Linked DNA regions of Homo sapiens: region 1 is linked to region 2. A link is a contact called in ENCODE Hi-C or POLR2A ChIA-PET data. All regions are on one chromosome and are shown on one strand. The core of a region is the stretch at or near the end of the contact, and the rest is flanking DNA. Distances in the headings are between cores, read along the strand shown.

Region 1 (7,397 bases), core at 4,774-7,273, 82 kb after region 2:
AGGCAAGGCATTCCTTTTTTTTTTTTTTTTTTAAATCCAGGCTCTTGTAAAATGAGACTAGCAGAGCCATTCCCAAGTTCTCAGGATGGGGAGATGGTAGTCAGAGTTAAAATATCACCCAAATAGTTTAAAAACTCAAGAGAAGGGCTTAAGAGATAAGACATTTTTTATGATCCCAATACAACTGCATCTAACAGATACTGCATCTTTTCTCTGGAAGAGAACATTATAGAGCTGAAACCCTTGCCTTTTAACCTGTCTTTGTAATGAAGGCAAGAATGAAGTTGTGGATTTGTAGGAGTCCTTTTTTCCTATGGTGCCCAGTATGTTTTCCCACCCACTGCAGTACAGCAATTAGGGTTGTTCTTGAGCTCTTAAAGACCCAGTGGACTTGAACGGGAGCATTTCTTCCAGAAAGGGCCTGTCCTGCTTACTGTCATTTCAGGAAAAATGCAGAGAAATCAGCACTACCTCCTAAGCCTGCCTTCCTAATGGCTTTCCCTGATGAAATAGGAGCTTGTGGTGAACATTGAGTGGGGCTGCAGAGCCCTCTTGTGGATTTTCGCTTAATCACATTCTTTTTAGCAGCTCTGAATCTGATGGGCCCCTGAGGTTAGCTCTGATTTCAAATAAACCATTTAGGGGTGGCATTTTGAAGGCTCCTTTTAGGCCATAGAAGTGGGGGGAGAAAAGAGGGACCCTGCACTCACAACCTGAAGGATCTGTGTTCAGTTCACCTTGGTGGTCCCTCCTGCTGGCAGAGTGGTTGGTGCCCAGCAGGTACGAGCAGAATGTTAAGAAATAAACCAGAGAATAAATCCAATCAGTGAGTGAAAGCAGAGTTCCTCCTAAAGCAGCCGAAATACATCCAGAGAGTCACAGGTATTGGCAGACTGTGTCCGAAGACACCCAGAATAAGGGGGAGAAATGGGAGTTAAAAGTGGCAAAATCTAGAAAGTCATGTTTATAGGGATGAGGCATCAAAAACAACTAGAGGCCTTCTTGGGACAAAGGCTACGTTAGCAGAGAATAGACCAAATCCTAAGCACTCAGGGAGTTACACCCCTATAAGCACCACACTGTGAAGCCTCCCCAGGTTTGTCAGAGGAGCAAAGAAGCAGCTGTGGTAGAGTTAGAGAAAACAGTTTCCGGCTTAATTTGCATCCCAGGCATCTTCCTGTCCCCTCCATCCACAGATAGAACTTAACCACTGTCTTTCTCTTACGTTTTCTTTTATAAAAGCCGTTACCTCTCTCATCTTTTCTATTCCCAGGGTGAAAATATAGGAGATTACGATCCATTCCTGGGTGGACGGCCAGCGTTCCATCTTCACTAACACGATATAGTTGAAGAGCATCAGGTATCCGATATACGCCAGCTGTAAGGAGACACAATACAGTGCTCTGGCTGTTCAGGCCCAGGAGCCCCAGCATCAGCCAAGGCCACTGCACAGCAGCACAGAGCAGGGTCAGCAAGCAGGACACAGACTTTATGACAAAAGGAACTTGAAGGTGCTAAACTAACAAAAGAATTAGAAAAGACAGTAATACTTGAAGGATTATAATATGCAATCTTCCTTTTGACCTGTACATGTATCTCTGGGGCTCTGGTGCTTCGTTTAAATCTATGTGTCATGATGCATCATTTCGCCTTGCAGTTACCCATTTTTGTGTGTTTTCTTGGCTAAAAAGGGAGCCTTGGCTGTCAGTGGCGGCTCTTGCTCAGGCGTGGACCTTAGGTTCTTAAACTAGGGCAGCACAGTGGATTTTTGCCTCACGAATGCCAGGCAGAATAAGTGTCTGTGAGAAGCAAAGGAAGAGGAAGACACATGTAACACCTGTAAATTGGTCAAACCAACATAAAAATAGCCCAGGCTTAAAGTGCTTCGCTTGTCAGTGCCCTGGGAGGGTCTTACCTGTTTTCATTTCACCACTTTCCTGTCCTAATCAAGTTAAGATAAGATATTCCTTCCTGGTGTCTGCTTCATTGAAACAACACAAGAAAAGACAACACAGTTTACAGAAAGGAAAGGGTCCGTGTGGCCTTTTGTGGACGGGTGTGGGGTTTAATCCCCAAGAGGCTCTGGCTCGTGGGGTTGAATCCTGATGTGACTGGCTGAATTGCTGGATGTCTGGGAAGAACTCCCTAGGGTTTGGTGACTGCTCCTGGAAGATTCAGTTGTGTCAAGGTGAGTGAAGTGCAGGGAAACTGGTGGCTCTTGCATAAGGGGCTGAGGAGCCTTGAGAGAAGACTCACTCACCTTAAGGGAAATGGCAGACTAGCTGGGCCTTCCTTACACAATGCCTCAAGTCAAGTGAGGTACTCACTGGCCTTAGGGGCCTCAGGGGCTGTGAGCAGGAACCAAGAGGGAGTTTATTAACTAAAATCTGCTGCACTCTTCAGAGTGGTGTAGCAAAGAATAGACACAGTGTGGGTGAAAGGATTGAGGCCTTGAGGGGTCTGGAGGTACTGCATGACTTTGTAGCTGGGAAGGCAGCTTAGAAGGTGGAGGAAGCTGCAGCCTTGCTGGGGGATATGCTGCTTTCTCTACTAATTCTCTTATGTTTTGGGACAGGGTCTCACTCTCGTCACCCAGGCTGGAGTGCAGTGGCATTGTGATCTCGGCTCATTGTAGCATTGACTTCCTGGGCTCAGGTAATTCTCCTACTTCAGCCTCCTGGGTAGCTGGGATAACAGGCACGTGCCACCACACCCAGCTAAGTTTTTGTATTTTTAGTGGAGACAGCATCTCACTTTGTTGGCCAGGCTGATCTCAAACTCCTGGGCTCAAGAGATCCTCCTATCTATCTTGGCCTCCCAAAATGCTGGGATTATAGGCATGAGCCACCATGCTCAGCTGAATGGATTCTTCTTTTTTTTTGGAGACTGAGTCTCACTCTATTGCCCAGGCTGGAGTGCAGTGGTGCGATCTCGGCTTTCTGCAAACCTCTTCCTGGGTTCAAGCGATTCTCGTGCCTCAGCCTCCGGAGTAGCTGGGATTACAGGCACCCATTACCACGTCTGGCTAATTTTTGTATTTTTAGTAGAGACTGAGGTTTCATCATGTTGGCCAGGCTGGTCTTGAATTCCTGACCTCAAGTGATCTGCCCGCCTCGGCCTCCTAAAGTGCTGGGATTACAGGTGTGAGCCACTGCGCCTCGCCTAAATAGAGTCTTAATATGACTCCAAGGTATCTCTGAGACCCCATCACACTGACACATTTGCAGACACAACTGTTGCACAAAAGTCCCTCATCTCTTAAAGGGTGAAGTATGTCGGAGTTAAATAAGATCACTTATGAGAGCTGGATATCTGGGCTCACTCTCTACATGCATGGTTTGTGCTGGCACACCCCCACCCCCACCCCCAGGGGCCTATCATTTCAACCTATGCCTAAGTTCCTACCCCTCCCCATCTTCAGGAGCATTGGCAAATCATGAAAACTTCTCATGAAGGAGTTTACTTAAAATTGTGTAGGACGCTGTTTAAAAATCAGTTCAAAATGGAACTTGGTTCATATGGTTTCCGTTTACCATTATTATACACTGGCATTAATTCTGTAGTCCTGTGAGTACAGACTGCAAAAAACAAAAAAAGGACTTTAGTGGTTAAAACTCTAAAATATACTCTCAGCCTCCTTCTGACTTGAACTCTTTCCCTCTCCTTGTTGCTTCCTTCTCTTAGTTGGGTCAAATTCCATCACTTGTAGGTGAAATGAATATTGTTAACTGCCCTGGTTTTATCATTTTGCCCAAATGATTGCAAAACATTCCAAAGCATTATCTTCTCTTGTCATATGTAGGCCTAGTGACATGCACATTCTTCCAGAACCTCTGCATTTTAATACTTAAGTAACTCCTTAAACCTATTTTAATGCTTAAGTAACTCCTTGAACCTACATCTGTCCTCTGAATACAAGTCTAATGTGTTCAGTGGAAGGAAGGTAGGCATAGATATCAGTGAAGCTTGGATTTAAATCTCAGCTCACATACTTCCTAGCTGTATCACCTTTTGTAATGTTAACCTGCCTGGGCCTCCATTCTGTAACATGGGATCACTTCCACTTTCCTTATAGGGCCTTTATAATGACTGGGGATCTATATATCTATCTATCTGTCTGTCTGTATCTCCCAACACACTGTAGAGGCCCAATAAATGCTGGCTGATATTATTCTGTTATTCTTTTTGTCTCCTCTTCCCTTAGTCCTTACTTCCCTTTGATCCCCAATTAACTGTTCACACCTCTCTTCTTTTTTTTTAAATTGCCCTCATTATTGGTTATGTTTCCTCCACTTTCATCATTTTTAGCCCCTGCCTGTTTTTTACATCACAGTTATTCTATAATGAACTTTTCCCATAGTCAAGCTATAATATAATATTTTGGGACAACTCTCAAAATACAGACTTCTGAAAATAGGGTCTTATGTTTAGATGGCATAACAGAGGACTGGCTGCTGTCCTGGAAGCAGCCTATCATAGAACTCACCAACATTCATGCAGCCTTGCTGTAGATTATCTTGACATGACATGCTTTAATTGTGTGTGTGTGTGTGTGTGTGTATATATATATATATATGTATACTCTGTAAGGTTTAGCAACCTGTATGTAGAATTTCCAAGCTTTTGAACCTGTGAGTCTTATTTAAGTAAGTCAGTAGGAGAACTCTAAGAATTTGTATTTTATTAACATATATTCTTTCTATGCATTTTCCATTAACTAAGATTCATGCTTCTTAAACTAACTATCAAACACAAGCACTAAAGCCTGACACAGTTTGCTATGGATCCCTGGTGGGGCTTTGCTCTTCCTCACTTCTTCCTGGGCCTTTTTCTACTACCTCTGGAGAGCAGAGGGGCACATGGTCTTGTAGAGGATAGAGTTGGTCACTACTAGAGAAACTCAGAGCACACACTGTGTCCTCTGACCTGCAGCCACTTCACACCTTGAATTTGAATCCTCTCCAGATGGATACCTGAAATAGGCTCTCAAAACAAGCAGGGTCTAGGAGCCAGTTGGACCCCTGCCTCCTTTCTTCTTGGACCAGAAGAGGACCCAATCTGCTCCTAGAGAAACTTGCTACGATGCAGAAGTGAGGTTATATGGAAATGAAGTGTGTCCTACCTTTCAGAAACTTGGGAGAGTAGGAGAGACCATTTTTGAAAATCTGGTGAGAAATACTCTTACAGAGAAAAACACAGCCCAAAGCACATGGGACCTTCAATCTGAAATTGAATTGTACTGTTAAGCATGTCTGGTGATTCAAAAGACTGGCATACCTTATTTCCAGTCACTTCCTCGAGGCCTGGGCTTTGTCAATATGTGAAGATGAATTTTGGAGAATCATGTAAACACAATTGAACAGATCTGGGGGATCCAGTCTGATGGGTTTGCTGAGGCCAATCCAGTCAGCCACGCAGAAGTGTGCTGGACACACAGGCCCCACCACCCCCCGCCAAAGAGGCAGCCTCCCAACAAGCTGCCAATGACATAAGCAAAGCAGCGTGTCTCAAGTGTCTCCAATCATAAGATTCGCCTGGGAAGCTGGTTAAACTAACACAGCCTCTTAGGCTCCTTCCTGAAGACTGGATTCCATGGGTCTATGATGGGGCTAGAAATTTGCATTTCTAACAAAACTCCCTTGTCATCATGGACGTTTTAGAGATATTGATACTATTATTTCTACTGATTTCTGCTCTCGGGAGTCTGTAAACTTTTTCTGCAAATGGCCAACTGGTTAACTTTTAAGGCTTTGTAGAACCGATAGTCTCTCTCTGTCTCTCACTACTCATCAACTTGATGTGGTAGCACAAAAGCAGTCAGTCAGCCTATTGCTAATGGTAAATGAGATTTAGCCTAAAGCTGCCTCCTTAAGTTCGGCCTGAAGTTTTCTCTGTACATTGTGAACTATAACAAATGAAGGTGTAACAAGACCAATCACCGAGTTTCGGTCAATCAAATGTAGCCAACTGCTCAAACTGTGTTCAAATAAGGCAAACGCTGAGCTGTAACCAATCCAGCTGTTTCTGTACCTCACTTCCGTTTTCTGTATGCCACTTCCCTTTTTCTGTCCATAAATCTTCCACCACGTGGCCCTGCCAGAGTCTCTGAGCCTACTCTGGCTTGGAAGACTGCCCAATTCACGAATCGTTCATTTGCTCAATTAAACTCCTTTAAATTTATTCGGCTCAAGTTTTTCTTTTAACAGAAATCAAGAGTCTGCCTGTGTTCCAATTATTTATGGACACTAAAATTTGAATATGTGTTTCAAGTATTCCTTTTCAAATTTTATTAAAAATGTAAAAACCATTCTCAGTTCGCAGGCCACAATCACAGGCCATGGGTTGAATTTGGCTCAAAAGCTGTAGTTTGCCAAGCCCTGTTCTAAGCTAACAGTTGGGGAATCATAATATAAAAGGAAGGACAGACCTGGGTGTGAAATAGCTGCAAAAATATTATCTCGGGCTGGGCGCAGTGGTTATTGCCTGTAATCCCAGCACTTTGGTAGGCTGAGGCAGGCCCATAGCTTGAGGCCAGCAGTTCAAGACCAGCCTGGCCAACGTGGCAAAACCCCATCTCTACTAAAAATACAAAAATTAATTAGCCAGGTGTGGTGGTGAACACCTGTAATCCCAGCTACTCGGGAGGCTGAGACATGAGACTCACTTGAATCCAGGAGATGGAGGTTGCAGTGAGCCAAGATTGTACCACTGCACTCCAGCCTAGGTGACAGAGTAAGAGTTTGTCTCCTAAATAAATAAATATTATCTTGATAAAATAGTTGTTAGGATTACAAAGAGTACTTAAATAATAGTACCTAGAACATTGCCTCAAACTTAGTAGGTGCTCAATAAAAGAAAGATATTATTTTTGTTGAGTGGATGTATGAACACAACACTGATTATCTATTGCTGGGCAACGTGAATAGCCTAGAAGAAACAATAGTCACAGTTACATTGTACTTATATGTCAAGGAACTGTTCTAAGTGCTTTACATGTTTTAACACATTTAATCTTGATTAAATCCTATAAAATCGGAACTACTATTATTGGCATCTTAAGAAAACTGTGGACAGAAGGGGAAATTAAGTTGTTTGAGGGCACATGGTAAGAGGTGCAGATGGGATTCCCACCCAGGCTGTCTGATTCCAAAGTCCATGCTTGTCACCACTAAGCTGTTTTCTGCAAGGTTAAAAATAATATAGAGCTGTATAAAATATATGAATAGAAACGATTTTTGCATGCCTCAGTTATTTTTGGGGGGAGAGAATTTTTCTCTTTTCCTAACATTGATAAATTTGAATTTTTACCTCACTGAAAACATCTAATATTTACATTTCGATAATATCCTATCTTTTCTCAAGACCACACTTTAAAGTGGTAGTTTCCGAATGGTGGC
Region 2 (6,745 bases), core at 2,064-4,563:
GTTCTGCAGTGGCCACCAGCTGGGTGTCCTCTAATTCAATTCAATTCTGACACTGTCTACCTGGAGATAGTGTCAGATCCCACAGGTTGAGGGCCCAGTCTCCAAGACTGCCCCCACACTCTGTTCCTGATGCCAACCACAAGCTCCAGGTTGTTTTCCCTGTGCTTCTGACTGACTGGCTACAAATCTGGGTGCCCACAATTCCCTCCCTGGGTTTGATTGATTTGCTAGAGTGGCTCACAGAACTCAGGGAAACACTTTACTTACATTTACTGCTTTATTATATTACAAAGGATACCAATGAAGAGATGCATAGGGTGTGGGGCGAGAGGGGTGTGGAGCTTCTTTGCCCTCCTTGGGCATGTCACCCTCCAGGAACCTCCAGGTGTTCTGCTATCCAGAAGCTCTCCAAACCCTGTCCTTTTGGGTTTTTATGGAAGCTTTATTAAGTAGGCTTGATTGACTAAATCATTGGCCATTGGTGATCAACTTACCTTCAGTCCCTCTCTCTTCCCTAGAGGTGGGGGAGGCTGGAGCTGAAAGTCCCAACCCTCTAATCATACCTTGTTTTTTCCAGTGACTAGCCCCCATTCTGCAAATACTTAGGGGCTGCCAACCATCAGTCAGCTCACTAGAATATGAAAAGGTGTCACTTTGGAGATTCTAAGGATTTTAGAAGTTGTATGCTAGGCAATGGGGTCAAATAACAAATATTTCACAGTATTACAGGCTTCCTCTATCATTTCCACTTTCAGGTCATCTTTAGCTTTTACCTAGTTCAAATTTTCCTTAGCTCATATCTAGAGCATTCCACTTCCAATATGTTGGCATATGCTCCAGTCACAATAAATCTCTCACCTGTCTTCCAGCGCTCTGTTGTGTTTTCATGCCATTGTGATTCTTGTTGGTCATGCTATACTACTTTTCCTGAAATCTCTTCCCTGCTCCCTCTTTTCTGCTTCTTGAAATTCCACTCATTCTTCAAGGCCAACATATTTGAGCTCAAATATCACCTCTTCTGAGAAGCCCCTCCAAGCTTTCTTTCAACCCTTCTTTCCAGTTATTGCAAATTTGAATGTACATTAAAAGTACACTCTGTAATCTAGAGGACTCTGTTTATATAATCTGTTAATGGTGCTTTGAAAAGTTTGATTCGTATGGTAACATATGTGTTTCTACCAGATTGGGAATTTGTTGAGGGCAGGAACTGTCTATTCATTTATTTCTTCATTCATGCTATTTGCAGGCACTAAGCTAGGGACCAGGGCTCTCACTGTCTGGCTGGGAGATAAACAGGTGAACTTACCAGTATTGCGTAGAAGGACAATTGCTGTGATAGAGGACAAATGCAACGCTTGATGTGTTGTTGTATTAGTCTGTTCTTGCATTGCTCTAAATAACTACCTGAGACTGGATAATTTATAAAGAAAAGAAGTTTAATTTGCTCTCGATTCTGCAGGCTATACAGGAAGCATGGCTGGGGAGGCCCCAGGAAACTTACAATCACGGCAGAAGGCTGAGGGGAAGCAGTCACGTCTTACATGGCTGGAGAAGGAGGAAGACAGAGAAGGGGGAGGTGCTATACACTTTTTGTTTTTTTGAGATGAAGTCCCACTCTGTCACCCAGGCTGGAGTGCAGTGGTGTGATCTCAGCTCACTGCAGCCTCCACCTCCCAGCTTCAAGCGATTCTCCTGCCTCAGCCTCCCTAGTAGCTGAGACTACAGGCATGCACCACCACGCCCTGCTAATTTTTGTATTTTTAGTAGAGATGGGGTTTCACCACGTTGGCCAGGCTGGTCTCGAACTCCTGACTTCAAGTGATCCACTCACCTTGGCCTCCCAAACTGCTGGAATTACAGGCATGAGCTACCATGCCTGGCCAGTGCCACATACTTTTAAACAACCAGATCTCATGAGAACTCACTGACTTTCAAGAAAGCAGGAAAGGGAAATTCTGCCACCATGATCCAATCACCTCCCACCAGGCCCTTCCTCCAACATTGGTGATTACAATTTGACATGAGATTTGGTCAGGGACACAAATCCAAACCATATCATTGGTCAGGAAAGGAAAGTTCATTGTGGTAGGCTGGAGAATGCTTCATAGAGGCAGAGTTGTGAAGGCAATGTATCCTTTAGTTGTGACTTGAAGGATATACTGTCTTATTTTATTAAATCTAAGCACATTGTTTTTTACATCCTGAATCCAGGATATAATTTTTGATCAATGTATACATTTAATGTGGCAATATTTCTGTCTTCCCAAATCTGGTATTATTTTGGTGGTGTTTCTTATAGTCGCTGACATCTTAGTATTAAAAAGATATAGTAGACTTAGAGTCTGTGGTTGCACAAAATTAGACACCAACGTGATTTTTTAAAAACGTGAAGGTGGGGAAGGGGTTCATTACTTCCCTATTGCTGCTATAATAAAACACCAGAAACAGTGAATTAAAATAACACATATTTATTCTCTTACAATTCTGAAAGTCGGAAATCCAAAATGAGTTTGAAGGAACTAAAATCAAGATATCTGTGGTTCCAGTTACTTTTGGAGACTCTAGGAGAGGAATGCATTCCTTGTCTTTTCCAGCTTCTGGAGGGCTCCTGTATTCCTTGGCTTGTGGCCACATCCTCCATCTTTACATTGTATTACTTCAATCTCTGCTTCTCTTGTCACATAGTCTACTTTCTGAATCTGATTCCTCCTGCCTCACTTTTACAAGTCTCTTGTGATTACACTGGACCCATCTGGAGAATCCAGGATCATCTACCCATCTCCAGATTCTTAATCACATTGGCACAATCCCTTTTGCCATATAAGGTAACATTCACAGATTTTTGAGGATTAGGACATGGACATCTTTGGGGGCCATTATTCAGCCTACTAAAGAGAAAATTTATTTTAAAGATACTGATATGGCTTTAGACATCAAAGGTGAGATGATAGCCATGTTCCAGGAAGAGCCTAGAAACTTCGTTTTATGTATCTGCCCCGTCTCTGTGTCTTTATTAATTTCTGTATTTTTTGGCAGACTGACTTCTTCTGCAAGTCAGCCAGTATGTAGAAACATGATTGCTGACAATTCCTGAGACTATAAGTTATGGTTTCAATACCCGGAATTGCTCAGCTCTCTCAACTCTATTCCAGATCCTCAAAGAAAAAACTCTGATTGGTGTTCTTGGGTCAATGCCTCCTTCTCTAAGGGTGTAGCCAAAGGTATAGAGCTCTTCCATATTGCACAAAATGACTGCCAGCAAGGAGGCATTTCAAGTCATGCTCATACACTGAAAAATAGTCCTCTATGAAATATGACTAATTGTTCACCAGGAAATTGAGTAAGAGGCTGACATTTCACACAGAAGGTACTAGCACTTAGTCAAGTGTTTTTCAAATTGTGGATATCCAAGAAATATTTCCTGAATTGAGTTGTGAAATTTCTCCAAAGTGTCTTTTAATCTATAAGGTTTTATCACCTGGAGCCTGGAATCCTGCAATTAGTCTCACTGTACCTACCCTCTCCCTTGCCATGCCATAATGTTACAGCCCACATTTTGGACCAGAATTTTTCAGTCGCTTTCTTTTCATCACAGAATAACGTTCAAACCATTGATGTATAAAATGATGGGGCTGGGTGCGGTGGCTCAGGTCTGTAATCCAGCACTTTGGGAGGCCGAGGCGGGCAGATCACTTGAGGTCAGGAGTTCAAGACTAGCCTGGCCAACATGGTGAAATCTCAACTCTACTAAAAATACAAAAATTAGCCAGGCCTTGTGGTGTGTGCCTGTAGTCTCAGCTACTAGGGAGGCTGAGGCAGGAGAATTGCTTGAACCTGGGAGGCAGAGGTTGCAGTGAGCCGAGATTATGCCACTGCACTCCAGCCTGGGCAAAAAAGTGAGACCCTGTCTCAAAATAATAAAATAAAACAAAATAAAATAATGAACCCCATTTTTTCCCATCTGGGACATGGGAATATTAATGGCAATCTCATAAATGTGTTGAGATTAAATGAATATAAGGGATTGCCATACTTTCCGGCAAATCTCCAATGTGAATCCTCCGCTCTGGTTAGGTTGGTTTCCAACTGGAGCCCAGGCATTTGTCTCAATTATTCTTTCTTTTCTTTTTTTTTTTGACGTGGAGTTTTGCTCTTGTTGCCCAGGCAGGAGTGTGATGGTGCGATCTTGGCTCACCGTAACCTCCACCTCCTGGGTTCAAGCAATTCTCCTGCATCAGCCTCCCGAGTAGCTGGGATTATAGGCATGCACCACCATGCCTGGCTAATTTTGTACTTTTAGTAGAGACTAAAATACTCTCTACTGGTCAGGCTGGTCTCGAACTCCCGACCTCAGGTGATCCACCTGCCTTGGCCTTCCAAAGTGCTGGGATTACAGGTGTGAGCCACCGCGCCTGGCCTGCCTCAATTATTCTTGCGGCTACACCTTTGTTTTTGCCTGGGACTCCAGGCTTGGAAATGCCAGACTCTACCTCCTGGCTTCTTTAGTCTTGCCCGATTCCTTCAGGTCCTTCTAGGCTACAAATGTTCATTCTTTCCTTTTATTCTAAGAAGATTTTGAGTCTGTTCTACACAGAGTCTCAGAGCAGATTTTTTAGTCCAATTTCCAACCCAAATGTGGGAAACCATCCATACGCTGCCTTTCTGGTGGCTATTTTGCTTCTACTTGAATAGTTTTAGTGTTGATGAGCTAAACTTAGGCTGCTTGTCCCCATTTTTTCAACAGCTCTAATTAAATAACTAAAACATGTAATTATCTTTTTAGTCATGACTGTCTTGCTTTTTTAATAAAATTTTCAGTTCTTCTAGAGGAACAAAGTAGCTGCTCAAAAGGCATTGATTATATTTATGCCTAAAATTATAATTTCCCAACATTAATAGTTAAACCATTGCTACCATTTTTATTTTCTTTTATTCCAGCTTTACCATACCTTGGAGAAGATGACCTGCCATTATAAGGCTTATGATTATTGTCACAATACCTACAACAGGTTTCTGAGGAGAAAGAAAGCAAAGAAAATCCTCCTGGTTCATGTCTAGTGATACTTGCATTAATTTTACTTAGGTCACTTTAGGTTGCCCTTACACAGCATTTGAATTTTTGTGAAAAAAAAGTTCTGTTGCAAAAATTTTATTCTCTTCTGTGATATTCTTTTGGACTTTTACTATTCATATGCAAATACATCCATAATCTATATGCCTGGTTTAATTTTTACAAAAATTGATATTAGAACATGCTATGGTCTGAATGTTGGTGTCACCTTAAAATTCACGTTCGAAACTAATAGTGTGATAGTATTAGGGATCTTTGGGAAGTGATTAAGTTATGAAGGCTTCACCATCACGACTGGGATTAGTGTCCTTTTAAAAGAGGCTCAAGGAAGCTCCCTTGCACCTTCCCCCATGTGAGGCTGCAGGAAGGTGCCATCTGTGAAGCAGAGAGCAAGCCCTTACCAGACACCGAGTCTGCTGGTGCCTTGATCTTGGCCTTCCCAGCCTCCAGAACTGTAAGCAATAAGTTTCTCTTTTTATAAATTAATCACCCAGCCTAAGGTATTTTGTTATAGCAGCCCAAATGGACTGAGACAGACCATATATGCTTCTCTGTACTTCTTTTTAAATAGACTTAAGAATATAGCAATGACATCTATGTCAATACACAAAATTTAATTATTTTTAATCATGTATCATAATCAGTTATTTTCTCCTGTTGACCAACACATATGTTGTTTCCAGTTGATTCTTGTATTCTGATTCCTTTACCTTAAAAGAAATTAAAATTGTAAAAGACCACTACATTTCCACTCACAAATTCACCCACTGTTATGGGCTGAATTTCATCCTCCCAGTACATGTAGGGGCCATCCAGGTAATGCTCTGAGTAAAGGGAACTTGAGAATGGTGGGGACTGTGGTATATTAGAGAGTACAGGCTCCTTCTAAAAGAGCACCCAAGATGCCATGATTCAGCTGATTATTGTCATATGAAAACATGGGTCTTATATTACCAGATCTTCAGGTTTTTTAAAAGAAGCTAGAAATCTGGAATTAGATGTGAAATCTGTCAATTATTTATTTATTTATTTATTTACTTTTGAGTCAGAGTCTCGACCTGTTGCCTAGGCAGGCTGGAGTGCAGTGGTGCCATCTTGGCTCATTGCAGCCTCGACCTCCTGGGTCCAAGCAATCCTCCCATCTCAGCCTCCAGAGTAGCTGGGACTACAGGCATGTGCCACCATACCCGGCTAATTTTTGTATTTTTAATAGAGATGGGGTTTCACCGTGTTGGCCAGGCTGGTCTCGAACTCCTTATCTCAAGGGATTTTCCCACCCTGGACTCCCAAAGTGCAGGGATTACAGGAGTAAGCCACTGTGCCCAGGCTCAATTTTTAAATGTTCCAAATTAAAAAAAAAAATTGCTGGCCAATAATACCCTTTTCCTACTGGTTAGATATGACCCACAGGCTACCAGTTTGCAACTTCTGCTCACCGGAACAAGTAATTTGTGGAGCCCTAGGCAATTATCTCTACTCCAAAAGTTCTTAGGATGAGGATGGTGAAGATTAGATGGCAGCAAATAAGTGCACAAAGAAGTCCAAGTCATGTTTTAAACTACTGAGTTTTTTTTTTTATTGCAAAACATTTGTTACAGAAATTTCAGAAAGTTTTTCCCGTGGTATCTGCCAACTTCTGCTCTGAATTGTATATCTAAACAATCAAACTCAAAG

Evidence for each region. A loop is a pair of places that touch in the nucleus more often than their neighbours do. ChIA-PET counts read pairs that join two places held with the same protein, here RNA polymerase II (POLR2A). Pooled maps may share reads with other maps.
Region 1: a map with no recorded cell type shows a loop between it and region 2 (2.0-fold over the local background). The contact joins two enhancer-like sites. A Hi-C loop is called at or near these places in 7 of 168 maps with a recorded cell type or tissue (A673, CD4-positive, alpha-beta T cell, CD8-positive, alpha-beta T cell and 4 more), 9 of 37 single-sample maps with no recorded cell type and 11 of 50 pooled maps. POLR2A ChIA-PET finds 5 or more read pairs at or near these places in 6 of 52 experiments (A549, AG04450, activated CD4-positive, alpha-beta T cell and 3 more).

What each region holds. Positions count from the first base shown.
Region 1 is chr9:70,602,093-70,609,489 of GRCh38, forward strand. It overlaps TRPM3 (transient receptor potential cation channel subfamily M member 3), which reads right to left. Exons shown (of 26, transcript NM_001366145.2): 20 at 1,250-1,378. It overlaps LOC107984011 (a long non-coding RNA gene), which reads left to right. Exons shown (of 3, transcript XR_007061572.1): 1 at 1-2,188; 2 at 2,576-2,655; 3 at 4,966-6,180. Among named protein-coding and RNA genes, the nearest start is that of KLF9, 190 kb to the left of the region's middle. RefSeq lists an enhancer at 1-65. Within about 2 kb of position 6,024, at least 8 of the 41 ENCODE cell types and tissues checked have a DNase peak (open chromatin) inside an H3K27ac peak, as active enhancers do.
Region 2 is chr9:70,522,443-70,529,187 of GRCh38, forward strand. All of the region lies in intron 3 of KLF9-DT (KLF9 divergent transcript), which reads left to right. It overlaps TRPM3 (transient receptor potential cation channel subfamily M member 3), which reads right to left. Exons shown (of 26, transcript NM_001366145.2): 26 at 6,618-6,745. Among named protein-coding and RNA genes, the nearest start is that of KLF9, 110 kb to the left of the region's middle. Within about 2 kb of position 3,314, at least 2 of the 41 ENCODE cell types and tissues checked have a DNase peak (open chromatin) inside an H3K27ac peak, as active enhancers do.